Regions from separate parts of the Homo sapiens genome. Here regions 2, 3, 4, 5, 6 and 7 are each linked to region 1. The links are chromatin loops, found by intact Hi-C in ENCODE. Cell type or tissue: endothelial cell of umbilical vein. All regions are shown on one strand. Region 1 overlaps CDH13 (cadherin 13). Region 2 overlaps CDH13 (cadherin 13). Region 3 overlaps CDH13 (cadherin 13). Region 4 overlaps CDH13 (cadherin 13). Region 5 overlaps CDH13 (cadherin 13). Region 6 overlaps CDH13 (cadherin 13). Region 7 overlaps CDH13 (cadherin 13).

Region 1 (4,000 bases):
TTCCTTGCTTCTCCTTGATGATCATTCCCACATAGAAATGGAACTGCATTAATAATGATTGTTGAAAAAATGAATAAATGATTGTTGAATGAATAACCGAATGAATGCCACCAGGGAAAATTATTGTCTCCATTTCATTTTAGGGCCTGAACTTTAGGAGAATAAAGTTATCCTAAAGAGAGCTGTTGGAACCTGCCTTTCTAACCAGCTTCCTATTTTCTAGAAAAGGGGTCACTGTTTGTAGGAATTGTCTAGGATTCCTGAGAACTGCCATCAAACATTCATTTTGCTTTTCCTATTGCTAAGCATTATCAGACAGAGACACAGCTTCTACACAAAGGAAGATGGTAGGGCATTGTCTGTTCAGGGCTGCTAGATCAATATTATAGTTTTATTTATCTATTAATTTATTTGGATTTCTAAGCAGCTCTACCTTTTGTTACGATGATTATATGGCAAAATGCAAAACAACTTGACAGGACTTTGCTATCTAGACTTTTGATAATGATCTCTAAAAGCCAACTCATTTCATTTGCGTCCTTTTATGAATAATACAAAAAAATCCAAACCTTAACTAGTGTTTGTCACAGTCAGTGGGTACTTCATGAGCCAAGAGTGCATAGAAAGGTATTTTTGGTTCATTACTAGGTTTCTATAATTGACCTGACATTTTGTGAGAGCAATCATGTTTGTTAAGGAGAAACTCAAGCCAATGCTGTAGTTGCAAAGTTCTCCTTACTATTACCCTGGGAAACAAATTCATCAGAAGTGTGCAGATGTGTTTTATGTGTGCGTACACACATACATCCCTATGCATACACAAGCATGTACACACATTGGCATGGGTCGACCTGATAAAATATATGCAGTGTTCTCTTTGTCCAAATCCAGCTGGTCATCTAGGGACTGTATAGAAAATTTGCCAGTGCCTGCAGCCCTACTCCATGTTTCCCTTTTTCTCTGCAGCTTGAGCCTCACCTTAAGGCCTAAGTGAGATATGCATTCTGTCCCAAATGATGGCTCATGGGGACAGAACATTTCTGAGTCTTCCTTTCTGACCCTCTAGTTATATGGCAGTGATTGCACTGAGGGAAAACCAGGAAATAACAAAGGAAACTGCTTAAGCAAGTTGTGTTTGGGAAGATTAGAAAAGGGAGTGCACAGGAGGATGAAGCTGAAGTCTCTGAGGAGGTAATCTTGTTCAAATAATAGCTTTTCTTGTAACCATATTTTGTCAAATTGGTTATTTCTGATGATGTATCCCCAATTTTCTGAAATGTTTTAAAACTTACATTGTAGCTTTCTCTCATTTCCTTATTCCTATGTTCTCATTCTGGTCCATCATCTGTTCATTTATTCAGTCCATTCTTTGTGTATTCATTCAATTATTCTTTCAAGTGACATTTACTGATAATTAAAACTGTTAAAATCACTGACGTCAAGGTCTATGAGCAAAACTGAACCAAACCAAAACAAGAACTAAACTAGAATCCGTTGTGGCGGGATTGACCACTAGGTGGTATGTCCATTCTTTGGCCTTACTGGGGATTTAGGCATTTGTTTTGGTTATGTGCCTTGTTAAATATTCATCATGTCAAAATGGTGGTAGTAACATGAACACAATCAAGAAAATATGAAGAGAGTGATATAAATTATATTTGGAGCTCAGAGAGGGGCCAGGAAGACTTTACATGTTGGATTGCTTCTGCCTTAGGCAGAAAAGAAGTTGCAGAGCGTTCTAGGAGGAGTGAAATACTTGAGTAGGGGCTGGGAAGCAATAAAGCAAGTGGTATTTTCAAGTTTATGCATCCACAAGATCAGTGTTCAATATTTAAAATGTTCAATGTGTAAACTCTATCATGGAAAGATTTTTGAGGAAGTAGCTTGTAAAAAGTTGCATATTTCTATTTGTTGCTAGGGTTACCTAACCAACAGGTTCTTGGCTAAGCAAAAAACTACAGTCTGTAAATTAGATATTCTGGAATAAAAAATTTGGGGAAAGAGGAAAAGGACTCATGCTCCCAAGAAGGCCAAGTGAAAAGTGATATCCTTCTGATAGGGAAAGAAGTCATGAGTCATTAGTCTGGACTGCTATAGTAATGATAATAATAGTAAGAATAATAATAGCCACCATTTGTGGATCACTTACTGCAAACCAGGAACTGTGTTAAATCCTTCTCATGTGCAAGCTGCTCCTTTAACCTGCGTGGCAACCCGGGGTGACTAGCTGTTAGTATAGCAGTTCCTTGCCCAAGTTTCTCAGTATCTTTCAGCCTCAGTTTCCTGTTGGGCAAAATAGAGATTACGGGACAGTGGGAACATTAAATGAGGCTATGCTTGTTATGTGGTTAGCATGGTGTCAAGCAGGGAGTAACAGGTCAGTGAGAATTATAGTATTAGCTACTATTAGCATTTCTCCTTCCTCGTTAGTATTTTTCCTTCCCTGAGGAGGAAACAGAGAATTAGGAGGACCAAGCTGAATATAAGCAGTACCTGAGAGCATTCTTGGAAGATTATGCTTTCGTGAGCTCCTCTTAGAACTGAAAATTGATGATGAGAGAGACAGACTGTCACCAATGCATGACTATCACCTTGTCATTATTAAAGCACTTTCCACTAGTTTATATTATTTTATTCTCATAAGCTCTGTGAGGGCCAGGATTTGGGTCTTCTCTTGTCCCTTGCTACATCCTCATCTATATCAGTGGCTGGCACATTATCTTTGTTGACGACTGACCTTTCCTTTTCCTCTTTCTTTGCCTGGCAAACTGTTACTTGCCCATCAGGATCCATGGGGACATTGACGCTCCTCCATCACTCTCACCTCCAGTCCTCTCTTCCCACACAACTCTTAGTTCATACAGTGGTCACAGTACCTCCATGCTGTATTGTATCCTATCTACTCTCCTGTTTGTCTCTTGCTGCAGACTCCTCTAAGGCAGGGACCACTTTTCACCACCTTTCCATGCCCCTGGATCCTTGTTCAGATTTGGCTTGATGTACGCACTTTGAAGATACTTGAATGAGTGACCACAAATATCTTCATTTGCATCTGAACAATTTTCTTGATATTTGAACTTCTTACCCAAACCCCCAAGTCCAAAGGCCCTTGTCTTGAGCTTACAGGTTTTCAAAGAATGCTTTACCTGGGTATAGGGCAGCTCTCACATGCCTGGGAGGAAGCCTTGGAGCAAAAACAAATCGATGGCTCTGAAAGAATTATGTCAACATTTAATTGCAAGAGATAGCTGCTCTGCCCAGAGGGCTTCCGGAACACCTTAGCTTTTGGTTTAAAGCTCAATTTTAGGTAACTGATCAGGTAGAAGCTAGTTTGACTACCGCAGCTTGCAAATGCAAGCTTTGGTAATAACGCCATAGCTTTTTTTTTGTTTTTTTTTTTTTTGGGGACAGAGTCTCTCTCTGTCTCCAGGCTGGAGCGCAGTGGTGCGATCTTGGTTCACTGCAACCTCTGCAGCGGATTCAAGCGATTATCCTGGCTCAGCTTTCGGAGTAGCTGGGACTATAGGCGTGTGCCACCACGCCCAGCTAGGCCAGCTAATTTTTGTATTTTTAGTAGAGACAGAGTTTCACCACGTTACACAAGATGGTCTCGATTTCTTGACCTCGTGATCCGCCCGCCTCGGCCTCCCAAAGTGCTGAGATTACAGGCGTGAGTCACCGCACCTGGCCGCCACAGCTTCTTAAAATGTCACTATCAATCCATTCTGAGGCTAGAAATCTCTCTGGCAAGTGTGTGAATGCAAAGGTAATGGCTTTACCTTTCAGGTTAGTTGTAGATAATCTCATCTTTGTTCATGACCGGTGAGTGCCAAGCCCCCAGCATTGAGTATGTAGTCTCCAAGGGACATTTTCCTTGGACCAATTGGGAAAAGACCTGGTCAAAATTGAGGAATGGGCAATACTCACCTGGTATTTTGAGCTATAATTTGGTTCTTTGAGCTATGAGAAAAAAAAGGGACACGGGCTATGTTGAAGTAAC
Region 2 (4,000 bases), 310 kb after region 1:
AGCGTCCTTCATTCTTCAGATGTGCTAATACCATCAATTAGGTAGTAGAGTTTCACTTCCCTAGGAGCCATTTTGTCTTTGCTACATTTATCTTTGCTCTTATTCCAAAGAGCAGCCTTCATTCTCTTCCTATCAAATCTTTCAGCAGCAGAAGGCAACTGACTGTATCTCTGAGTAATGTTGATAAGTATTGTGTTGTGGAGGCTCTGCATAGTACAGTGGTTAACGGCACGGGCTGAGAACTGAGGAATACCTACTGTCTACTTGTCTACTACCATGCAGAACTATAGTAAGTCACTATATCCCTTTGAGCCATAGTTTCCAGTTCTATAAAATGGGAACCATCCATAGTTGGTTGTATCAAGGACTCAATGACAGCAAACAAGTAAAAGAACCCATATAGTGTTTGAGACATGATTGTGCTCAAGAAATGATAGGAAACAAACGTACAAACGACAAGCATTTTTTGCTGCAGTTTGGAAGTATTAATGTTTTACAACCTCCACAAACTAAGGTTCATGATCGAAGAACCTCACTGAATATTTAACTTTAGGGATAAAATGCACAACCTATAATAATTTTAGTGCAATTGATTTATTATAGTCAAGGGAAACATGACTGAATAACAAAAGTAGGTTAGGAAAATACTGAAACAGAATAGGATGAAGAAAAGCATTTTAATGAAAAAGGAAAAGCAGAGAGCAGAGTAGTAATCTCTCTTGGTTCCTCTCCTTCCGTCAGCCTGCTGTTCCTGCCCCTCTCTTCTTCTCTCTGGCCTCTAGATACCGGAATGTCTCAGGCCTCCCATCCCCTCTATCCTCCATTTCGCCACCTGCTCTGGCCAAAAAGTTTGAAGGAGGACCTATGAAAAATATCCCTGGCCTGGGCTTAAGAAGCCTTCACCCTCATTCTCAACTCTGAGGCTACCAGAGCATGATCAGTTCATCATCTCAGTCAATCCTCCCAGCTCCTCTATTAGATCCATATGACTGCCACTTTGTGAAAGATACAAGGAGGACTTGGCAAAACAAGGGCCCCACCTGAAATGGATAGCTGAGAGCATTACCACAGTCGGATCTGCTGGGTTGAATTGTACACAGCAGATGCCAACTTCCAATGAAATTAGAATCATATTTCTATACATTTTCTTAAGTGCCAGACATCATTCTAATCATTTTATAGGCATTATCTCACTTAGTGTCTAAAAAACCCTAAGGTTTTGCCATATAACTTTCATCCCCACTTTATTATCTATCTAGAATAACTGAGGCTTATGGAGGAAAACTGACTGACTCATTGCTGCTTGGCTATTAAGTGGAACTTCCCAAGACTCTGTAACTTTGGAGACTAGTCACATATGAAATATGCTACCCTCTCACTTGTGTGATGACGTTCAGGGTTTGGCGAATGTTGAGCAAGCCAATAAGGTAAGGCTGTATGCGGTACAATTCTCACACTCGTTGCTCTTTTTGTTGTAACCAGCCTCTTTAAACACTATGGCCTGACCCTCTGAACCAGCCACCTGACCATTCTTCTGACTTCCCAATAAGCCTTTGCCATCACCAAACATACTGGCCTCCATGGTCTTCATCTTTAATGCCATTAATTAAAAAAATATGCCCCACAGCTCTGCAAGAAGAATTCAGCAGGCAGTTGGCATAAAAAGGTTGGGAATGGTTTACATCTTTGAGCTTCAGTATTTTAAGTCTGCAAGTTCATGGAGTGCAAGGGCTGTGGACACCCTGCTTGCCAATTTTTCTGCCTTAACCGTTCCCTGCCCCCTTGTTGTTCAATTTCTGGCCAATGTCTAAATTTTCCAAAAGGAAGTATGGTCTTTTGCATTATGACACATGATTGCCACCCACTGGTTAAGAATGTTTTCACTATGAAGGTTTAGAAGGTTTGCTGTTGAGGCAAAAGTTACCCATTTCCCATGCCCCCAGTTCAGTTGTCTGGATATCCCAGAACAAGAAGCATTAACTGCTTCAATTTAAGTCAGATTCTCAAAATCCCAAAGGCATGTCTTTCACTTATCCCATAAAACATCTAATTAAATTATTTCATTTAATTGTACATCTTGAATTATTTGTTTGCATCTTGAATTATTTTTGTCAATGCGCATTTTCCAATAAAGGAGTAATCAGTGGTCTCAATGTCATTCAGATGAGGCCACCCTTATTTATCAGAGTTCTAACACCAATCAGTATTCATCCACAGGGCTCTTTAGTGGAACTGTGGCACTCTTTAGTGGAAATGTGAGTTTCAGATTTCTGATTAATAAAAATAATTTGTAAATATGATCACATAATTTTTGCAATACCGTTTTCTTTTCTAAGAATCACCTATAGAAACACCTACTACGTGCCAGGCATTGTTTTATGTGAACATTTCATGTATGTAACAGCCCCCCCTAAGGTAGAAATTGTTATTGTCATTCTTATTTTGAAGATGAAAAGCTGAGGCATGAAGAGGGTAAGTCACCATCCAAAGTCACCTATCTAAAAAATGCAAAGCCAAGATTCAAACTCAGGAAATGTGTTACTAGAATCTTATCTACTATGCCATGCTGCCTCTCAGAAAGACTATCACTGCTTCCTCCAGCCTCATCCTCTTGTCTTTTCCTGGGCTGGGGCCATCCTCACCCTGATTGGCTCTCCCCAAAGGCTCACTCTGACACCCATTCCAGTGCTAACCCTGTTCAGAGTGGACAGGAACTGGTCCATGCATCTCCTTAGATTTAACACGATAGGCTCTGTCTCTCACAAGGGCAGGCAGCAAGCAATTGTCTTTTAGAGGAAAACAAACCATTTGAACTAAATGTTGATTCTTGCTCTCTCTAGAAATGCAGACAGAAATCGGCAATCAGTGTAGTTGATGGATACCAGAAAAAGAAATAAAAGTAAGGAAATGAAGAAAAATTGGGCCAATGGCACTTTAAAAATTTCCCAAAATTTTGAGGACAACTTCCCTTTTTTTCAAGGCACTTGATGCTTCTCTAGATAGAAAAATTGTTTTCACCTAAAATATCACACTAGCTGTTCTGAAATCCTCTTGCTTCTTGGCATGCTTATTAAGAAATTCTGCTCTTGCAGCAACAAATCTCAGCTTTCTTTGCTTCTAGAGAACTTTAAAATCATTAACTATCCTTTAAAAACTCACTCTTGGAAATACATGTGGTCTCTTTCCCTATAACTAAATATTTGATACAAGCCACTATCAACTTGATACTGACAGTTTAAGGGTGTTGGGTACGATGACCTTTGAGGTGCCTTCTGGCCATAAGTACCAAGGAATTCATAAAGTTGGATTAAATGATAACAAAAATTGGAACTTTCCCTTTATCTTCTTTTCTTCTTAAAGAATAAGTTAAGATACATTGATTTCATTTCACAACTTGCACGGAAATGAGTGTTTTACTGTTGATGTTTTTATGATCTGTAGTTTCCATTCTTTTTAATAGCCTTGGTGCAGTATTAAAAAAACTATCTTGGTGATAAAAGTTATTTTAGAAGTAAAAGTTGCTTTAGAAAAGCAAACATGACTAATATAATCCAAGTTTTCTCAGGAAGGAAAGCGCTAGTGTGACTGGACAATGCTGAGACGCCCAAGAAGATGATTGACCTTCAATTACATTGAAGGGAATGACTGAACTATTTATCTGTGAGGGATTGTAAATCAGGAGCCAAGGGAAAGCCTTGGAAATTCAAATGTAAAAACCTAGTTCAGCAAAGGAGTTGTCTTAAGCAATAGTATATAAATCAGGCAGGGTTAGGTTATACTACAGTAATAAACAGCCCCCCCCCCCCCAAATATCAATGACCTAAACAACAGGAGTTTATTTATTGCTCATGATATACAACCAATTTAAGTTAGGAGGGGAGTTATGCTTCACGCAGTCATGCCACATGAGGTCATGATAGCACCGTCTTAACATGATGCACCTGAGTTCTCCTGGCAAAGGAAAAGAACATTCCAGATTCTGCATTCACAACTGAAGGCT
Region 3 (4,000 bases), 460 kb after region 1:
AACCTGCTCGGATCCCCTTCCACACCGTGGAAGCTTTGTTCTTTCGCTCTTCACAGTAAATACTGCTGCTGGCAGAGAGGGGTGAAGCAATAATGACCACAGTGACAGAGAAGAGGTGAGTGTGCTTGGTGACCCCTTCCCACGCAGGGAGCTGTTTCCAGAGCACTTCTCTTCTGGGAGGCCTGTGAATTTTGTTATTAAAAAGGAAACCTAGGCCGGACGTGGTGGCTCACACCTGTAATCCCAGCACTTTGGGAGGCTGAGGCGGGTGGATCACATCAGGTAAGGAGTTCGAGATTAGCGTGGCCAACATGGGGAAAACCCATCTCTACTAAAAATATAAAAATTAGCCAGGCATGGTGGCGTGTGCCTGTAGTTCCACCTACTTAGGGGGCTGAGGTGGGAGAATCACTTGAACCTGGGAGGCGGAGGTTGCAGTGAGCCGAAATTGCACCACTGCATTCCAGCCTGGGTGACAGAGTGAGACTCTGTCTCAAAAAAAAAAAAAAAAAAAAAAAGAGGAAACCACCTATTCCCTCAGAAAAGGATAGAGATACCATTCTTACCCATTAACAACAGTGTAATTTTATTGTGATGATTAATATTGGAATTATTAGCTTTGATTAACTGAGCTCCTTCTGTGTGGCAGGACATGTACTTTATAGATGCCATCTCATTAAACCCTCGGCAATGCTGGGAAGTAAGTGGTGTCATCTGCACTTTAAAGATGAGGCGATGGACCGTGTTCATACTCACACAGTGGATCACTGGGAAAGCTAGGATTGCAACATATAGCTGTCTAATCCGTGGAGTTCATTCTCGCTACTTGCCAGCCACAGGGATCCAATGGTGAGCCCAGTAAGCTGTGGCTCTTGACCTCATGGGGCTTCCAGGCAGCAAGTAGAGGGGTCAGTGGAAAAGTATCAGTTGGATTAATCAAGTCAAGCAATGACTGAAAATTATTTTCATCAGAGAGTATCAAACACCTCTTTTTTTTTTTTTTTTTTTTTGAGATGGAGTCTTACTCTGTCACTCAGGCTAGAGTGCAGTGGAGCAATCCCAGCTCACTGCAACCTATGCCTCCCAGATTCAAGCGATTCTGCTGCCTCAGCCTCCAGAGTAACAGGGATTACAGGTGTGCGCCATCACGCCCAGCTAAATTTTCTGTAGTTTTTGTAGAGACGGAGTTTCACCATGTTGGCCAGGCTGGTCTTGAATTCCTGACCTCAAGTGATCCGCCCACCTTGGCCTCTCAAAGTGCTGGGATTACAGGCATGAGCCACCACGCCCGGCCCACATAGTTTATTTTTAATTTTCTTTTGTATCCAATTTTCAGTTACTCTTAAAAATACAAACATATGTAATTGGTGTTTAGTCAACACTCAGTGTATTTTAATAAACAACATTTTTTAATCGGAAAAAAAAAAAACCTGTAATGCCTTGAGTGATCCTGCCAGATGAACCCTGGCGTAAAGTTCATGCTGCCTTAGGCACCATTGCCACCTGGTGTCAGACATCGGAATTGCAGGCTTGGCGGCAGCTAAAGTGGCGGGGGTGGTGGGGTGGTGGAGCAGGGGGCGGGCAGGACCCATTTTGATTAGGAGAGGGCAGGTTTCCTGTCTTAGCCACCTAAACCCTCCAGGCGCTGTTGAGTATGTGTCAACAGGTGCCTGTTCGTTTGTAATTTGGTGACAGCTAGATCTGTATCAGCTTTCTTTTATCTGTGTGTCCTGAATGATTATTGTGTTCATGACCTTTCAATTGTTTTGTTATAATCAAATTAACGTTTGAAGGTTCTGATGATAAAGTGACATAAATATAGATGAATACTTGAGGGTAAACTCTAGATTCCACTTATGCCAATAATAGTTCTCTTTAGTTGCACATCTACATAAAAAGACCACCCCCCATACTTTGACCCCAACTGCTTCTCAGCCTAACCCTCTACATGCTTAAGCATATGCCAGTAACTCACGATTTGCAAAACTTTCCAGACTCTTCCTTGTCTGCCTGCTGCCTTTGTCTGTGCTGTTCCCTCTGCCTGGAACTACTCTCCTCCACCTTTCCCTTCCAAATTTATTCTTCAAATGTCAAATCAAGGTCGACAATTTGTAGGAAAATTCCATAAAGTAAATTCAGAAACGACAGTGTTGTATGTTGTATTGCAGTGTCTCTAGAGAATGGAAGATGTGGTTCTGAACCCATTTTTATCTCTTTCATAGCTTTGGCCATGGCCAGCTTGCTGACTCATTCTATCTCAGTGGTTTCATCCATTAAGTGGAAATAATAATGTCCTCTGCCTCCAGCATTGAAATATATATATATATATATATATATATATATATATATATATATATATACACAACCCTAATTTGAGGTTTATATATAACATATATATTTTATTTATTATATATATTTAATACATAGGGATTTAATATATGTAATATTTAATATATATAATGGGGTTTAATATATATAATATGTAGGGTTTAATATATATATTAATATATAATACATAGGGGTTTAATATATATAATACATAGGGGTTTAATATATATATTATATATCATATTTAGGGGTTTCACATATATAAAACCCCTAAATTGAGGTATCTATATATAATATTGATGCATATATATTTAATATATAGGGGTTTGATATATATAATATTTAGGGGTTATATACATATTATATATATAAGCCCCCTAAATAGATGTGTGTATGTGTATATATGTGTATATATGTATATGTATAAACCTTTTCTGATGAGACAAAGTGCTTCCTCTGCACCATGCCTAGTACCTAGTAGAAGTGACAGGGCAGGTGACACTGGATTAGTGGATATATGTAAATACCTGGAATCTTGATCAATGCATGCGCAGCAAATGGCTTCCATTACCTTTTTTGTTTTGTTTGCAGATAAATATTTTTTTGAAAAAAATATATTTCGTGGAGTTAAAAATAATAAAATGTCCAACTTTGACTGAACTGGCATTATTGCCCTCCTTGATCCATCACTGTATGTCACCCGAGTGCTGGTAAGCTTCCTCAGCTGCCAGCTGCAAAGACGTGGATATTAGGATGAAAGGCGTTAGGCAGTGATGCTATTTCTGGTGCTGTTACTTTAGTCAAATCTGTGTTCACCAGGTACCCATGTGCTGGCACCTGTGATTAGTGAATTGCTCATGGGAGTATGTTTGCAATGTGCTTTCTCTGTGTTTTCCAGGCAGTTTTAAATGTCTCTCTGTTTTTCTGACTAGGTAGTCGATAGTGACAGGCCAGAAAGGTCCAAGTTCCGGCTCACTGGAAAGGGAGTGGATCAAGAGCCTAAAGGAATTTTCAGAATCAATGAGAACACAGGGAGCGTCTCCGTGACACGGACCTTGGACAGAGAAGTAATCGCTGTTTATCAAGTGAGTACCCCTCTCCCATGCCCACCCTGTGCGCAGAAATGTGGCTTTCAAAGATTGTTTTCTTCCCACTGAGCTCATTATTTCTGTGCCTCATCAAACCCGGGACTGCATGGCTTTAGGGTGTTTCTGTGGGAGCTGAAGTGGATGGAATTGAACCCTGACAGGGCAACAGTGGGGGGTCTTTATCTCATCAGTAGAGCCCTCCAGGCCTGCATCAGACTTTGGGTACCAGAGACCAAGAAGGGAGACCCTGGGGGCATCTCAGAGGAGGTCAGAACCCTTAGGGCAACTTTGGCTTTCCAGAGACCAGCTTGATGATCTAGAGCTGGAAGAGGTATAAACCCCAAGACCTGATATAATTAGCAAGACATGGTCCTTAGGGTGAAAACAGTTGCTAAATATTCAGCCATAAAGGAGTAGTTAAATTATGGCAGATTTTGCAAGGCAGTTTTCTCTAGCCATTTAAAATGCTTCTGAAGAAGTTGTGTTATATGGGAGAGATTCAAGATATTGAATGAAAACAACATACAGACACATATGGTATCCTCATTACCAATGGAGTATTTGCACATATCATGAGGTGTATA
Region 4 (4,000 bases), 240 kb after region 1:
CCCAACCTTTACTCAGCTAATGGCCCCTTTGGTTATTTCTCTCTCACTCTGGAAGCCATGTTTAGAAAGAGCTGATATACTGAACAAATTGCACTTAATAAATATTCACTTATTTTCCCTCTTTTTAAAAATTAATCAAGTTCTTTGTAAGGAAGAAAAACGTATTAGTCTTTGACAAATGAAACTACCAATCTCCATTGATACCTACGTTGATAGTATTCAAGCCCCAAACAAACACTTCTTAGCTGGCTCAGATGATCTGGTTAAGGGGAACTTTGTCAGTTTAGTTCAGCTTTGTGAAATACTGAAGGATTTCAGACCACTATTAATACCTGAGTAAAGTGGTTAAGAGAATAACTTTGGACATAGAGACAGATGGGTTTCATTTGGCCACATACTAGCTACATGACCTCGGGCAAGTTTCTGAACTTGATGCGGCTCCATTTCTTCATGGGTAAAATTGGGGTAATTATACTATTGATCCTGTAGGATTATCCTGAAGATAGAATGCATAATGTTTACAAAGCACTTGGTACAAAGAGGCATAAAGCAAGAAGTGAGTAAATGTTAACTGCTGCTATCTTTATTCCCGTCATTTTAATCATCACTATCAATTATCATCACAACCCAAGTGGCTCAGGGATGGAGAGACCCCAACTAGGACCCTCTCTCCATTCTAGGGGAAACATTTATTCAACTCAACTGTGGCCAGAACTCATAGTGAATCTCGCTATAGTCATCCTCCGTTTTGCAACAGCAGATTTTGCTGGGCTCGTGGTCACTCAGCTAAAGACTACTTTCTCCAGCCACCTTGCATCTAGGTATGACCATGGAACTGGGTGATGGCCACTAAGACATGAGTGAGCGTGATGTTAGCACATTAATCCATGCCTTTGAAAGGCAAGAAGTCTATTTTCCCTTCCTGTTTTTCCCTTCTTCAGCTGAAACGCAAACGTGGTGGTGAATCATCTTGAATTAAGCTGAAAAGGGTAACATGGAAGAGATGGCATGGCAACAGGATGCATCCCCAATACCATCAAGCCACCATTCCAATTCTGGACTGCCAACCTAGACTCTTAAATAAGGGAGAAAAAAAGTCCTTTTTGCTTTAAACTACTGAATCTGATATCACCTATTATAACACCATGGTGTATCGTAAAAACACACCAAACAACTATTTTCAAAATAGATGTGATACTTCTCCCCAGTTATACAACTTCTGGAAGCAGGAAGCCACTGCATTCCCCCACCCAGCTTGTCATGGTTTACTTCTGATTGGATATAACTAGATGATAACAGGGATCACGCTGCATCCATTGAGGAGAAAGATGATTCAACCCTCTCGCGGGCTGCTGGGGAATCGATATCGTTTAATTATGAGAAAGTAAACTGTGTTTACATTTTACACAGTGGCAAGAGGAAGGTCAAATCACAATCCTCATACCCTTTATCAAAACCATGCATCGCTGTTTGTCAAGTGAGATTCAAAATGGGATGAACTTGGAGAGTTGCCATCTTCCTGTTTTCTCCCTTGTTTGTTCATATGGCTGTGCTTTACAAGATTAAAAGGCTTACCGGGCAAAAGCATAGCAGAAGGAAGTAAAACCTTCGGGCAGATGAAATAATTCTTCCATTTTAGGAAAAAAAGGCAATTAGTTATTTGAGGTTTTCTGGGTGGGGCAGTGAGTAGAAGGTCATTATGTTCCTTTCCTGTTGTATATCGAAAATCAGTTGAGAAGTAATGAAAATGGTAAGAAAAAGAAAAAAAAAGAGTAAACCCTCTTCCTCTCCCAGTGGCCTCTACCCCATGACTCATCAGCTTCCTGAACTGGAACAACACTGAGCTTTATGACTACAGAAATGTCAGCTCTGAGCACAGTGCATACTTCTTTGTGTGAAGATCTTAGGCGGTTGTGCAAAAGCCAGCCCAGGACCCAGCATGGTCCTGCTTTATCTCTCTGCCGGGCTAGTCTCCATGTTCATTAGAAATGTGTGATTTCTTGACAAGCACTCTTTGGATTTGCTGCAGAGTCAGGTGATACATTGAAATCAGCAAAAACATTAATGATAGCAACAACAAAAACGACCTTGTTTAAGTTTTACGCCTTATAAGGGGGCAATGTTAGCCTTGTAATAAAAATGAGGTAACTGCAACTTGGAAATATTAGGAAATTTATTTAGGATATCTTAGAAAATCATAATGAGAGTGATGATGATGATGATGGTAGTGATGATGATTATGGTAATGATAACTATAGTGATGGTGATGACGATGGTGATGGTGGGGGTAATGGTGATGGTGATGGTGGTGATGATGATAGTGATGGTGATGGTGGTGATAGTAATGATTACGGTGGTGGTGATGATGATTCTAGTGATGGTGATGCTGATGGCGGTGATGGTGATGTTGATTATTATGGTAATGATAATTACGATGGTGTTGTTGATGATGGTGGTGGTGGTGGTAATGATGATGGTGATGGTGGTGATGATGATGATAGTGATGGTGATGGTGATGATGGTGATGGTGGTGATGATGATGATGATGATAGTGATGGTGATGGTGGTGATGGTAATGACGGTGGTGATGATGGTGATGGTAGTGGTGGTGATGCTGATGGTGGTGATGGTGGTGATGATGGTGATGATGGTGATGATAGTGATGGTGATGATGGTGGTGATGTTGATGGTAGTGATGATGATAATGATGGTAATGGGTGGTAAAGATGATAATGCCTTACTCTAGGCTAGATATTGTGCTAAATATTTCACTGACAAGCAAATGTGTAAACTCACAGTGCTCAGTATTGTGATTGACCCTAATACGTTTTCACTAATTGTTGGCTTCAGGGCTAGGACTAGAGTGAGGTGAATGAGGTACTCTCTTTGGGTCCAAATTTAAAGGGATACGAAAAATCTCAGTAATTAAAGTAAATAATATTTAATGCAATATTTTATAAAAATAAAAATTAGTGCAAAAATCCATGGTAAACAAAATGTCAACATTTTAAATAAAGGTTCTGTACATGCACAATATATTCTATTTACCTTCCCCTAATCCCACCCAGTTGTCTCAGCTAATGGCAATCTTATTTTATACTTGATGAAACAAGCCTGAGCCCAGGTTGTTCTTATCCCTGTTCTATAGGTGAAAATACTGGGCACAAGAGATTTTTCCACAATCACATAGCTAATATATGGAAAAGCTGGGATTTGAGCTCAGCTATATCTAACATAGAAGTTCAGCAGTCTATCTGGCTTCTAAGGTAAGTTTCTGTCACAACATTAAATATTCAGTATCATTTTCTGGGCTATTTTTAAATGGTAGGGAGTCAAAGAGATTAACTACCAGTTGCAGCTCTTATCAGGCCAACAATATCAGCTAAGGTGAATCTGATACTAGTAGAACTCTAAGAATGTGCATTTATTAAGTCACTCATATAAATAATATATTTAACCTACTTAGAAACTCTGTATAGAAGATATCAGTGTTGTATTTCATAAATAGAGAAAGAGAATCTCAGAGTTGAGCACTCACAGTCATGGTCAATTCATGGCAGAGTTGGTGACCAGCTCAAATTTTCTAGGTTGACATAATCCTGTCCTTTCTATGGCTTCAAAGCCATCCACGTTTGTCTCTTGATCCTGGAACTTTTTATATTTCGTCATACAGACCTTCCTAAGATCCTCACTTTGCTTGTATCATTTTCCCTAGAATAACTATTTTCTAAAACGCATTAATGCATTGATTTTAATAACATCTTGTGTCTTATGTAATTTTAAAAATCAGCATATATTGACTGAAGACATTTTGACAAAAGAGAAAGAAAGAACATAGCAAAAAAGCATTTCCAACTTTCATAAATAAGCAAGAGTATCACTTTCGTGAAGTTCTTTTCTATTTTGTTTTGTCCTGTTTTTTTATAGTGACATGTAACTTTTTCTTTTTCTGGACAGCCTGTCCTCTTGGTGATAATAAAGCATGATGATAAAACAAATG
Region 5 (4,000 bases), 250 kb after region 1:
AGTGACCAATAATGATAATGGATATTTTTTCATCTCTTCCTGCTCCAATGGGCCAGTATTCAAAATGCCATTGCTCACATGAAAACAGAGCTGCCAGACCGTGTCCAGGGCCTCAGCCAGGGAGCTGCCACTTTCATTTTAATTTAAGAAAAAGAGAAATTGACTGGGAGGTATTTATGTAAATCAGTAGAGTTCTAAGGAGTTATCTGGCAGCCATGTTAATGGATGTGCCACTCTGAGAAGCGAATCTCGCATTTTGCTTCTCTTGTCAGAAGGGGTTCTGTGTGACCATTTACACCTACGGATGATTGGCTGTGACCCAGAGGACATTTGATGTAAAGGATATTTTGTGCATGTCAATGAGTCCTGTCCAGGTGGTGGGATACAGGCTCGAGACACATGTTGGAGAAGATCACTTTTGACTGCTGGGGAGCTATGGGAAGCCCTTCCAAATGGGCAGAATGTGCAATTACTATCTCAGTAAATTTGTCTCAGGAGAGCTGTACACCTCAGGAACATCATATCATAGAAAAGGGAAGACAAAAAAGGAGCTCACCTTAAAAGTTCCAACCACATTCCAGGGACTGTTTGTATTTGACTCATTCATTTATTCAACAAATGTGAACTGAGCACTTCAACGTGCCATACTGTCTTCTAGGCACTGAAGATACAACAGTGGATATGATGGGTTGAATGTCGGCCCCAAAAAGATATGTCCACATCCTAATCCCTAGAACCTGTGATTGTGACCTTCTTTGGAAAAAGGGTCTTTGAAGATGTAGTTAAGAATCTGATAATGAGAGGAGCCTGGATTATCTGGGTGAGCCCTAAATCCATTGACATGTGTGCTTTTAAGAGACACACAGAGGAACAACACTGCAGGAGGAGGAGAAGGCCATATGAATACGGAGGCAACTCTTGGAGTGATGTGGCCTCAAGCCAAGAAACACCTGGAGCCACAGGAAGCTGAAAAAGGCAAGGGGTGGAATCTCCTCTAGAACCTATGGAGGAAGTGTGGTCCCATCAACATCTTGATTTTGCAGCTTCCAGAACTGCTAGAGAAAAATTTCTGTTGTTTTAAGCCACAAAGCTTATAGTTTGTTATAGCAGCCACAGGAAATTAATACAATAGGCTAAACAGACAAAAATCCCTGCCATTGTGATGTGTTCATTCTCGCTTGGTGCAGACAGGCAATAAACAAATAAAATGTATTCAATGTTGGGTTGTGATCAATGTAACACAGTAACGAAGCAGAATAAGCGGGGAAGAGGTTTGCTTGTGAGTGGCATGATCATCAGGAAAGATGCTACTGAGAAGGGGCGTTCAGAGACTGGGAGGAGGTGAGGGAATGTGCCGTGTAGGTATGTGGAGGAAAAGCTGTCTAGACAGAAGGGAATGAAACTGCAAAGGCCGTGACACTGGAGTGTGCCTAGTGTATTGGAGGAGATATAAGGCAGCAAAGGCTGACAAGACCAGATTATTTAGGGCTTTTACTTCAATTTACCCATTGACTTAACACTTATCTATTGAGCATGTACCAAATATATTGTTTTACGACATTCTTGCAAAAGCCTGGAGAGGTAGGTAACAAAATTCCCACTTTAAAGAGGAAAACACTGAATACTGGTCCAGCATGACTCAGCTCATATGTGGTGGTACTAGAATAGGAATCTTAATTTGATGCCAACCCCAGTGTCCTTTCCCCAACACTGGAATGACTTATGTAAATATTTATCTCATTTGTAATTTGTCTGTGTGTTCAGTCCCATATGACAGTCTTGATAAGCCCAGCTGGCCTCTGAGGCCAATGCAAATATATTTTGAGCTGAGAATTGCTCTTGGGCGGTGAGAGGACTGTAGTTTGGAAAAGGTCAAGGGCTGTGGATTGCCATCTCTCATGGTGTCTTCAGAATGTTTCAGTAGCTTTGTGACTCCAGGTAGCATTGCATTGATAATTTATCTATTTAACTGGCTTAAGTGGGTTTTTTTTTTTAATTTTCTATCTCAAAAATCCAGGCTCATAAATAGGGACAGTATGGAAAATGCTGTATAGGGAGAATAAATAAATGTATAATCAGGTTAGTAACATATTATCATTGATGCAGCTACTGAGCAAGGAAAAGCAAACAAAGAAGGAGCTTTATTTCATACCCAAGCAAGTATAGCTCAATTGCAAACCTCTCAGACTTGAATATATCACATTGGTCAGTGCATATCATGTCCTGGAATGTTACAGAAAGCAGTAATGGAGAGACAGGTGGATGAACTAAAACTTAACTTACCTCTCTCTTCACATAGCATTAGAGCACAGAGAAGATTACTACGACCCTTGGGCATCTGTGACTACTCCATTCAAAGGTTCCTTAGAATGTTTGCTGGAAGCAGTTACAGAAATGTGAACAGGGCTTAACCAGTGTACTCCATACCCTAAATAATTCTGTATAAATAAGAGCTTACATATCTATGATGCCTCTCTGTCACTTCTTTTATATTCTCCTTTAGTTTGTTTTGGGGAAAATTCTAAGTGGATTTGCTCCATGTAAATACTGTACTTCCTTATCGTATTAACAAAGGAAGAGGTAGGAGAATCAAGACAATCGAATGTGTCAGACTAAAGTAGATAATAAATGCTCTTTGGGAAAAAAATATTCTCAGTCAATGACAGGGAATTCTGATTTGATAAGGAAATTTTCTTGGGTTAATGAATGCAACTGTAGAATACTGAGTCCGACCAGCAGAAACCTACAGCCCCAGGCCAGCTGAATCCCATTCCTTATACCGTGAGTATCTGTGTTCCCTTGCAGCGGGTTTTGTAGGAGTCAGGGATAAAGATAGGGAAGCAGGAGGAAAGGGTCATAGAATGCTGCCAAAGGCTCTGGAGGCTCAAAAGGAAGAACTTTGAATTCACAAAACACTATGCCAGCTCAGACCTGGGCATCCAAATCAGTTAGGATATTGGCTAACAGCTGTAATAAAGAATGCTACAAAAACAGAAGCTTAAACCAAATAGAATTATACTTCTTCCTCATAAACCACTCCAGGGCAGCAAGGTAACTCTTCTTTTGAATGTCATGCAAGGACCCCTGTTTTGTTTTGTTTTGTTTTGTTTTTTTCCCAAGACTGAGTCTCATTCTGTCACCCAGGCTGGAGTGTATTGGTGTGCTCACTGCAACGTGTGCCTCCCAGGTTCAAGCGATTCTCGTGCCTCAGCTTCCCAAGCAGCTAGGACTACAGGTGCCCGCCACCACACCCAGCAAATTTTTTGTCTCTTTAGTAGAGTTTGTCTGTGTTAGTCAGGCTGGCCTCAAACTCCTGACCTCAAGTGATCCGCCCACCTCAGCCTCCCAAAGGGCTGGGATTACAGGAGTGAGCTACTGTGCCACCCAGCCAAGGACTCATGTTTTGAAAAGGCTGTGGATTATCATCTCACATTATGTCTCCAGCAAGTTACAGCAGCTTTGTGATTCCAAGTAGCATGGATGGAGATGGCACTTGTCATCCCCAGGGTGGTATCCTCATTCCTACCTCCTGCACCATAGCCAGGCTGTAGGAAACAGACTGGGAGGAACAGGAGAAGAGCATCTTCCTTTTAAAGGACATTGACTAGAAGTTTCTCCTAATGCTCCCTTTCATTCCCTGTTGAGCAGAGCTGAGTCACATGGCTATGGCCCGCTGCAATGGAGGCTGGGAAGTGTAGTTTCTAACTAAGTAGCCAGGTACCTGAATAAAACCCAGAGGGTAGGAGATGAGATTCTATTATTACAAGAAGACACAATTTCTGCCAGGGCTTTAACCGGTGGCTCTACCCTTCACAGCTGGACATTGCTGGATTTTTGGATGATTATTTCATTGTCTCCACTCAAAGATTAAGTTTGGAAAATAGGGAATTTTTCTACCAAAGCATAGGAACTCCAGGCCCCAGCCCCTCCTCACTCTTTCTCCCTGTTCATTCTCATCTCTTTCCAGTTCCTTACCTCCTGTAACCTGTGGGCATACTAA
Region 6 (4,000 bases), 58 kb after region 1:
AAACTCAAAGTCGCAAGAGAACACTGGAAGTTCTTCCCTGCATCTAGTGACACGGAGGGTGTTAATTTTACACAGGCTGTGTTGGTGGAGGAAACCAGATGGGAGGGGAAGAAATGGAGATAACAGTTATAGACACATCTTTTAAGAAGTTTGGCGGCTAAAAAGGAGACAGATAGTGAAGTAGTTGGAGGTGGATGTAGAGAAAACAAAGTTTTTTTTTTCTTTCTTTTTTATTTCCTTTCCTTCTCTTCCTTCCTTTTTCCTTCCTTCCTTCCTCCCTTCCTTCCTCCCTTCTTTCCTCCCTTCTTTCCTGTAGGAGATACTTTCTCATAAGGATTCATTTGAGACAGAGAGGGTAGGAGAGAAGGGATTTATGATGGCATAAAGCTTCTGAGAAGGTGGGAAAGGCTAGACTTCAAAACATAAGAGGGACCTGTTAACTTTTTAAACCTGGGAGTTGAATCAATGAAAAACTGAGTCAATGATGTAACACTTTTAAAGGTAGTTGTTTATTGCCCCCCATCTTAGAGAAGAGCCTTTTCTGGTTACAGAAGACAAAGTGATTTAATGTGTGCTGAAGTAAGCTGGAAATTCAGGTGTTCAGTTGATGTTTTTGGAGTAGACTGTGAAATTGAAATTGGAGAGACATTATCCAGGCAGGAAAACTATGAGTTAAGGGCTCTGGACAATAAAAAAAATAAGGGTGTCATCCTTGGGGAAGGAGATGGGAGATGCTGATGCGTTTAGGGCTTCAGAGCTGCACCTGTGCTCCTCTTGGGATCAGAACTGCAGTATCTCTGCAGCTGCTGCACCTTGTTTTTAACCCCTGCATCCAAGAGCTGAGTGTTGCATGACTCTCAAGATGCAGATATTAAAACCTTATTGACTGATGTAGACTCTTCTGTGCATCAAAGGGCTCAGAAGTGGTATTAGCTGGCTGTCTCCTTTTAAGTGCAGAGAGTGCTTTTCTGTAGATAGTGCTATGAGCTACCTGGGGTTAAGATAAAAGGCTTCAAAAAGGTAGTGTCTTCCCGGAGGCTGCTTGTGGCCACTCGCTGTGTGTCTGTGGCTATACAGACCCCAGATTGCTGGGGCTGGACTTTGCATGTCTCTCTCTATTACCTTCTAGAGCCTGTGAGGCCCAGGCTTTTAAAGATTCGGCACTGAAAGAAACTAAAACCAAACTTTTGAGTTTACAACTGCCTGAGGCTGCCTCCATCTACAGGACCTTTACTAACTGTGCCATTTTGGCGAAAAGATAGATTTTGAAGTTCAATCAGTCTTGGTTTCAAGTATTAGCTATTCCTCAGATGATTGTGGGACCTTGAACAAGTCTCTTGCCCTCTCTGAGTCAGTTTTATCATCCATGCAATAGGGATAATATTACCTACCTCATAAAACCATTGTCGAGACCCATCTATTCAGCACATACTTGAGTTCCTATTCAAATACCGGCTGCTGTGCTTGGCTGTGGAGTCTAACTGCACAAAATGGTCTTGACCCTGAGGGTTTTATAGTTTGAGAGTGGATATACCAAAGTGCCTGGCTGTGATTATTATATTGTGATATAATAATAAATACATATTTGGTCTCTGCCCCCAGTTCTAATATTTAGTCTGTGAACCCAGTTCCTGGCAGACAGCATCTAAGAGCTTTGTAATTTCCTGAGTGACGGGAACATCTGACACAGAGCTCCGAAATCCCTTGGTATTTCCTGGCTGATAGGAGCATCTTTTGCTCTAATGAGTTGACTTGTGCTGGGCTCCTGGATACCCCCAGGATGGGTGCTGGTTTCCAGGGGAATCAACCATGTATTTTTAGAAGGTTGGGGCTTTCATCATCCACCCCACCTCCAGGGAGGAAAGGGAGGCTGAAGACTGAGTTGATCACCAACGGTCAGTGAGATACTCAATCGTGCCTATGTAACAAAGCCTCCATGATAACCCCAAAGGACAGGGGTTAAAGGGCTTCCAGGTTGCTGAACCCATGGAGGTTTCTGGAGGGTGGTGTGCCCACAGAGGGCATGGAAGCTCTGCATACCTTTCCACATACCTTTCCCTATGCATCTCTTGGTGTGACTGTTCATCTATACTCTTTGTAATATTCTTTATAATAAATGCGTAAATATAAGTAAAGTGTTTTCCTGAGCACTTCTGTGAGTCACTGTAGCAAATTAATAGAAGTCAAAGAGGGGGTTGTGGGAACTCCAATTTATAGTGGGTCAGTCAGAAGCACAGGCCACAACCTGGGCCTTGTGACTGGCATCTGAAGTAGGGGACAGTCTTGGAGGACCTGTGGGATGTGGCTTTATCTCCAGGTAGATATTACTGAATTGAATTGAATCAGAGGATTACCCGCTGGTGTCCACTGAAGAATGGCTTGATGTATTGGGGAAAAACCCACTCATACTTGGTGTCAAAACTGTTGAGTGGTGTGTGACAGTAGGTAAAACATTTTGTTTTTTTTTCTATCCTTCATATTGGCCCAGAGAGCTTATTTAATAAATATCTCATTCATTTCTTTTTTCTTATCCATTATACCGTAGGCTCAGCTGAAAACATCGTTCATGACCCACCTGAATGCACAGTAGGGTACTTAGAAAGTACTGCATGGTTAGCAGACAGCTCTGTAGGGAGTCGGAACAGCCACGCAGTAGAGTCTTGGAAGCAGAAGAGAGTAAGGCACAGAGACCCCGAATGAGGGCCGAGTGTGGACATCCACATCACAGCTCCACCCATGACTAGTCACAGGAACAGAGACAGTCGACTTGCCTCTCACTCTCTGCCTCAGTTTCCTCACCTGCATGATGGAGACGATAATGGTACACAATTCTAAGGTGGTTGTGAGGATTACACGAGCTGGTGGTGTTGCGATTCTGAGGTGGTTGTGAGGATTACACGAGCTGGTAGTGTGTGTCAGGTGCTCAGAACAATGCGTGGAACATGGAAAACACTCCCTACATGGGAGATATTATTTCCATGTTCAGAAACAAGCTGGTTTCATTAAAGCCCACTGCTCTCAAAAGGCAATTCCCATGGGAATAGTGATGACTTGAAATTCTGTATCAAAATGCTGGTGGATGCTGCTTCGTTTGTAGTTTCTTTTCTTTTCCAGTCTCCACAGGGCTCTGTTATTTGGATCCTCTACCATGAAGAACAGTGCCCCTAATCGTAGACTATCACTTTGTTGGCCACTGTGTGTTGTCCACCCATTATACTGTGAGGTCTCAACAGCTTTAATTTCAATAATTTGAGGTTTGTTCAATGCATTATATTCCAGATAGTTCACGGATGCTTTTAATTTAATTATAGGCACTTTAACACCACAGATGACTGTTGGGGAAACGGAAAATGTCATTCTTTCTGAATGCAAGACACGTGTTTAGGACTGATAAAATACATAACTGTGTTTTATTTCAGAATAAAAAGAAATGTATTACCAAGTATGTGACAGTAGGTAGACTGCTGGGAAGCCTGGGTCTGATACATTGTTGTCAGAAACAGGCTCAATTTTGGTGAAGCGAAGGGTGTACGGAGGATGAGCCTTGCAAACAAGCTAAGGTGCCCAAAGGACAGCTCCCCCAGTGACCTCAGGGTCAGCCTCTCTCTTACGTACATACAAGGAGCCCCTCCTGGAAGCAAACCCCACTGCAGCCTTCCAACAGGCACATCCTTGTTCTTCCCACTATCTTATTATTTGTAGCAGCAATTATTCATTGCCATCTGAATTCACTCAGTAAATATTTATTGAGTACCCTGTATGTGTAGGTAGTGGTGATACAGCAGTGGACACACAGACAAAAATCCCTACTCTGAAGGAGCTTATATTCCGGGGGGAAAAAGAGAGGAAAATAAGTAAAATGTGTGCTGGTTTTGTGCATGAAGATGGCAAAGGCTATGGAGAAATCAAGGAGGATAGAGTTGGGGAGGAACAGTTGTAACTTCCATAGTGTGGGTGGAGAAGGCCTCACTGAGGCATCAACATTTGAGCTAAGTCTTGA
Region 7 (4,000 bases), 590 kb after region 1:
AGCAATAAGGTTTTCTCCACCATTTATTTTGAATAGGTGTCCCCTGCCACACACACACACACACACACACACACACACACACACACACACTTTGTCAATCATACTCTACCCAGTGATGGAAATGTTCTACATCTGTGTTGTCTAATATGGTAACTACTACCTGCATGTGGCTACTGAGCACTCAAAACGTTCCTAGTTTGACTGGAGTACTGAGTTTTTTCATTTTAATAAATGTAAATTGCAATAGCCATATGTGGCTAGCAGCTACAGTATTGGGTAGTGAAGCTTTCGTATTCAAACCTGTCTCATATCCTTCATAGCCCTCATCTGTGACTGAAATTATCTTGTTCATATCTTTTTCTCTTGTTTATCACCTGTCTTTCCATGCTGGGTTATCTTTTCTGCTAACCACTGGATACCAGGGTGTTCAGCGTGATGGCTGACATGTAGTGAGTCCTCAAATAATTTTTATTAAATTAACTTTAAGAAAATCCCACTTAACAGCCCTTCACTGTTTTTAGAGACCATTCCAAAGGTCTTGACTTGTGTTGATATTATTGTCCTCTGAAAAGTCTGAGTCAAACTCTGATTAGTTTTGTAACATAAAATACCATTGGATTGTCTGTTTGCATAATTGGTTTTCTGAGATTCAGCTCCACATTCTGTATTCATCCTAATCAATGGTGTCTCCTTAGTTTCTGTCTTTCTTTCCATTGTGTTAAGATGGATCTGTTGTCTGCCCTTCCCAGTTTCAGCATATTTGAATATTTGGCAAATGTGAATTCTGATTACCTATCCTACTTGTAGCTTATGATACTGGCCAAGTCTTATAGAATGTAGAATCTTAGGATTCAGATCCAAGATATTTGTTATCTTTAGGCACAGTGTTTTTTTGTTTCTGTTTTTTTTTTTTTTTTTTTTTTTTGGTTGAGTTAAAGTCAAGTCCTTGGCTATTTTGGGAAGATGAAAAACCAGACCTATGTTATTACATAAAATTGCCTCAGAGCTTTATTTTGATTGATTTCCTTTGTTAGCAGTATTCTCATAATAGCTTAAAAAAAACATAAAAGTATAAAATTTCACTCTCTGTGAGATCTCCTTTGTGTGCAGATATTACGAGGCTCTGTTCACTTCATTTTTTCTTATTACATGCATTATTTTATCTGCACCAGAAATCAAGTATGTATGTCTGTGTGTGAATTTGCTGGTAAAAGGATGAAGTAATGTTAAAGAAAAAAATTTAAAAATTATCTACCCACACATACCTGGTTTCATTTTGCTCACTGCCTTCAAATTCTATCCATATTTGTAGGTCATGTATGATGATGCTCATGTTATTTTGTGTATTTTTACTCAATATTCTAAGTAGATCAATAAAGTTTAAAAATTATTGTATTGTAATATGTTGTTACACAAACATTCCTTCAACTAGTTCCCTTCCACTGGATGTTCAGGCAGATGCCAGTGTAATTTTATTTTGAGAAATAACAATGCAGTGAATAGTTCCAAATATGTAGTGCAAACTTATATAGGATCAGGAGTGGTATAAAAACGGAACAAAAGTATGAGTCTTTCGTGGTTTCTGTTGAATTTTGCCATGCTTTTGAAAAGGATTATACTGGTTTACAATACCATCAGGTGGAATGTGACTCTACTGATTTATAACAAGAATGTTTGTCTTTCATTTTTCTAATTTGGGCTCTTTTTTGACAATAGTATTGATAATAACTGTAGCAACAATAGCAGCAGTTAATATTCTTGAGACATATTATATGATAGACCATATTTAAATGCTTTAGAAATATTGTTTATAGTGGTTAAAAAAGTGAGCTCTGGAGGCAGACTTCCCAAGGTCAAATCTGGACTCCACCATTTATCTTCTCTTTGCTTTCATTCTCTCCTCTGTAAAAAGATCCAAAGGGTTGTTATGACAATCAAGTGAGATAATATAGTATAGAGCTAAAGTAAGCACTGGATAAGTGTTTGTTATTATTCCTAATAATGAGTGTTTTTGTTAACCCCACTTACAGATGAGAAAACTGAGATCCAGTGTCTTGCTCAAGGTCACACAGATAGGAAAGAGTTGTACTAGGATTCCAAATGCAGATGCCCTTTTCTGATCAAAATACTCCTATGCGGGGACCAACACTTATATCCAAGAGGAAGTATTACTCTTATCGCTGAGTTAAATCAAGGTTGAATTACGCACAGAAAATGTGCGCATAAGGTCCCCGTGATTCACTGGAAATGCCATGACATAATTCTTCGTTTCCAAGACAAACAAAAAAGTTGTTTTTTTATGCTGCCTTCTTCATTGAGATCTGAAAGTAGTTCCCTATGGAAGTGATTCATGGTGTTGTGAAATCCTCCGAAATTGTAAACAGCCTGGTGGGCAGGAATCCCGAGGTCTCATTCAGGCCCCCTGCAAATTCTGAGTTCCTAGCCTGAGGAAAGCCCCCAACAAATACTGACCTGACTTTCTCCTAAAAGATTGCCATAAACACTTTTGGTTATCTCTTAATGTACTTGGTTCATAACTGCTTAGTCAATTATTTTTATTAGCATAACATTCCTTTTAAGCATAATGATATTGGGAAAACAGAAATGATACAAGCGTAATTTCTTGGCTATGACTGTTTATGTTTTGAGTTTTTTTGTTTTGTTTTAACTTTCTTTGCCGATTTGATGAATTAATTGTAAATTTCCCAAGGGGGATCTAAAGTGAACTGATCTTTGCCTTTTATTCTGGAATGTTCAATTTCTATTCTAGTCCCAGTGACTATCCTCTGAGACCAAAATTTCAATATTGCCAAGGGCTCATAAAATTGTCGATATAACCTACTTTCTCTAGAGAACCTTATTTGAATTTTCATAATGAATTAATATCTTCTTTCTCCCCCAATCTCTTTGCTCAAATAGCTATTTGTGGAGACCACTGATGTCAATGGCAAAACTCTCGAGGGGCCGGTGCCTCTGGAAGTCATTGTGATTGATCAGAATGACAACCGACCGATCTTTCGGGAAGGCCCCTACATCGGCCACGTCATGGAAGGGTCACCCACAGGTATGTCACATTGGCTTACCTTTAGCGTAATGGCTTGGAAAGAGGCACACTTTGATCTTTGTGGATTCTAGGGACTGTCTTATGGCTGTTCCAACTTGTCAGCTCGTATCAGCGTCGACTTAATACTTCCCTGCGTAGAAGCCAGGTTGGAAAGCTAAAGTGCAAAGCTTGACCGAGGTGTTGCAAGCTACGGAAATCTCTTTCATTGTCTCTGAAGATCATCCTCCAAGGATGACTGCCATCTAAGTCTCTAAGGCATGGCCGATGTTGGGCACCATGTAAATATCCAGCTTACCTTTGTGAAAGTCCAAGGCTAAACTTTGTGCTATAGCAGGGCTTTGATGAGAATTGGGTCCCCATTACAAACTCCTCAGTTCTTTCTTTTCACAGTGGCCTTTTAATAAGAACTATTTTAGTAAAATAGGTAGGACTTCTTCCCTTCCCTTAGAAGATGTGCATGAAGAAATCTTTTGTCTTCAGTCAGAGGACCAAAAGGAGGATGTTTGATATCTCTCTCTGGAAATGCGTAAATGCATGTGCCTACTGTTATAGAAGTCACTCAAGGTTACTATAGAGCTCCCGCTGTCTTTTCCCATGTTTAACCTTTCTATCAGGGACGGTTTTAGAATTTAGAGCTTCCTTTTTTGCCCCAATACATACAAATTAAAGTATCCCACAGCCAGCAGCTGAAGTCACTCCTAAGTATAATGCTTGAGAAAATGAAAGAATAAAACAGAAAAATTCCTCTTCGGCTCACTTTGATTTTCAGCTTTAAAATACACTTGAGTGAAAAAAAACACCATATTAAGAGTATCATATTAAGAGTATCATGATACTCCTAGATTATGCCCAAATAGGTAAAATAGTGATTCGTCAGACCAGACAGGAGATGAGAGCGGCTTTTACTATTTTTCCCCCTTTTCTGAATTGATGGGA

Evidence for each region. A loop is a pair of places that touch in the nucleus more often than their neighbours do. Peaks named below come from ENCODE experiments on the same cell type or tissue, not always from the same donor. Only the 100,000 strongest peaks of a DNase experiment are listed, where the experiment ranks them.
Region 2: a loop joins it to region 1, with 8 times the contacts of the local background. A loop is called at or near these places in 10 of 110 quality-filtered maps.
Region 3: a loop joins it to region 1, with 7 times the contacts of the local background. A loop is called at or near these places in 7 of 110 quality-filtered maps.
Region 4: a loop joins it to region 1, with 7 times the contacts of the local background. A loop is called at or near these places in 2 of 110 quality-filtered maps.
Region 5: a loop joins it to region 1, with 5 times the contacts of the local background. A loop is called at or near these places in 5 of 110 quality-filtered maps.
Region 6: a loop joins it to region 1, with 7 times the contacts of the local background. A loop is called at or near these places in 2 of 110 quality-filtered maps.
Region 7: it touches region 1 in a loop (12-fold over the local background); 5 of 110 quality-filtered maps call a loop at or near these places.

The regions. Positions count from the first base shown.
Region 1 is chr16:82,754,259-82,758,258 of GRCh38, forward strand. All of the region lies in intron 1 of CDH13 (cadherin 13), which reads left to right. Among named protein-coding and RNA genes, the nearest start is that of MIR8058, 67 kb to the left of the region's middle. In endothelial cell of umbilical vein, a CTCF peak has its summit at 1,548 (motif pointing right); DNase peaks (open chromatin) are centred at 1,093 and 2,233; H3K27ac peaks cover 2,631 bases.
Region 2 is chr16:83,067,062-83,071,061 of GRCh38, forward strand. All of the region lies in intron 3 of CDH13 (cadherin 13), which reads left to right. Among named protein-coding and RNA genes, the nearest start is that of CDH13-AS1, 330 kb to the right of the region's middle. In endothelial cell of umbilical vein, a CTCF peak has its summit at 1,853 (motif pointing left); DNase peaks (open chromatin) are centred at 1,840 and 3,530; H3K27ac peaks cover 1,140 bases.
Region 3 is chr16:83,214,085-83,218,084 of GRCh38, forward strand. It overlaps CDH13 (cadherin 13), which reads left to right. Exons shown (of 14, transcript NM_001257.5): 5 at 3,261-3,413. Among named protein-coding and RNA genes, the nearest start is that of CDH13-AS1, 180 kb to the right of the region's middle. In endothelial cell of umbilical vein, a CTCF peak has its summit at 1,522 (motif pointing left); a DNase peak (open chromatin) is centred at 1,477.
Region 4 is chr16:82,994,505-82,998,504 of GRCh38, forward strand. All of the region lies in intron 2 of CDH13 (cadherin 13), which reads left to right. Among named protein-coding and RNA genes, the nearest start is that of MIR8058, 310 kb to the left of the region's middle. In endothelial cell of umbilical vein, no CTCF peak of the experiment used is centred here; a DNase peak (open chromatin) is centred at 1,707; H3K27ac peaks cover 1,910 bases.
Region 5 is chr16:83,001,406-83,005,405 of GRCh38, forward strand. All of the region lies in intron 2 of CDH13 (cadherin 13), which reads left to right. Among named protein-coding and RNA genes, the nearest start is that of MIR8058, 310 kb to the left of the region's middle. In endothelial cell of umbilical vein, no CTCF peak of the experiment used is centred here; DNase peaks (open chromatin) are centred at 1,156, 1,346, 1,666 and 2,696; H3K27ac peaks cover 3,037 bases.
Region 6 is chr16:82,812,553-82,816,552 of GRCh38, forward strand. The region is part of intron 1 of CDH13 (cadherin 13); the gene reads left to right. The region is part of intron 1 of LOC101928446 (a long non-coding RNA gene); the gene reads left to right. Among named protein-coding and RNA genes, the nearest start is that of MIR8058, 130 kb to the left of the region's middle. In endothelial cell of umbilical vein, no CTCF peak of the experiment used is centred here; a DNase peak (open chromatin) is centred at 1,709; H3K27ac peaks cover 1,589 bases.
Region 7 is chr16:83,341,943-83,345,942 of GRCh38, forward strand. It overlaps CDH13 (cadherin 13), which reads left to right. Exons shown (of 14, transcript NM_001257.5): 6 at 2,920-3,064. Among named protein-coding and RNA genes, the nearest start is that of CDH13-AS1, 56 kb to the right of the region's middle. RefSeq lists an enhancer at 2,082-3,281. In endothelial cell of umbilical vein, no CTCF peak of the experiment used is centred here; a DNase peak (open chromatin) is centred at 2,259; H3K27ac peaks cover 2,212 bases.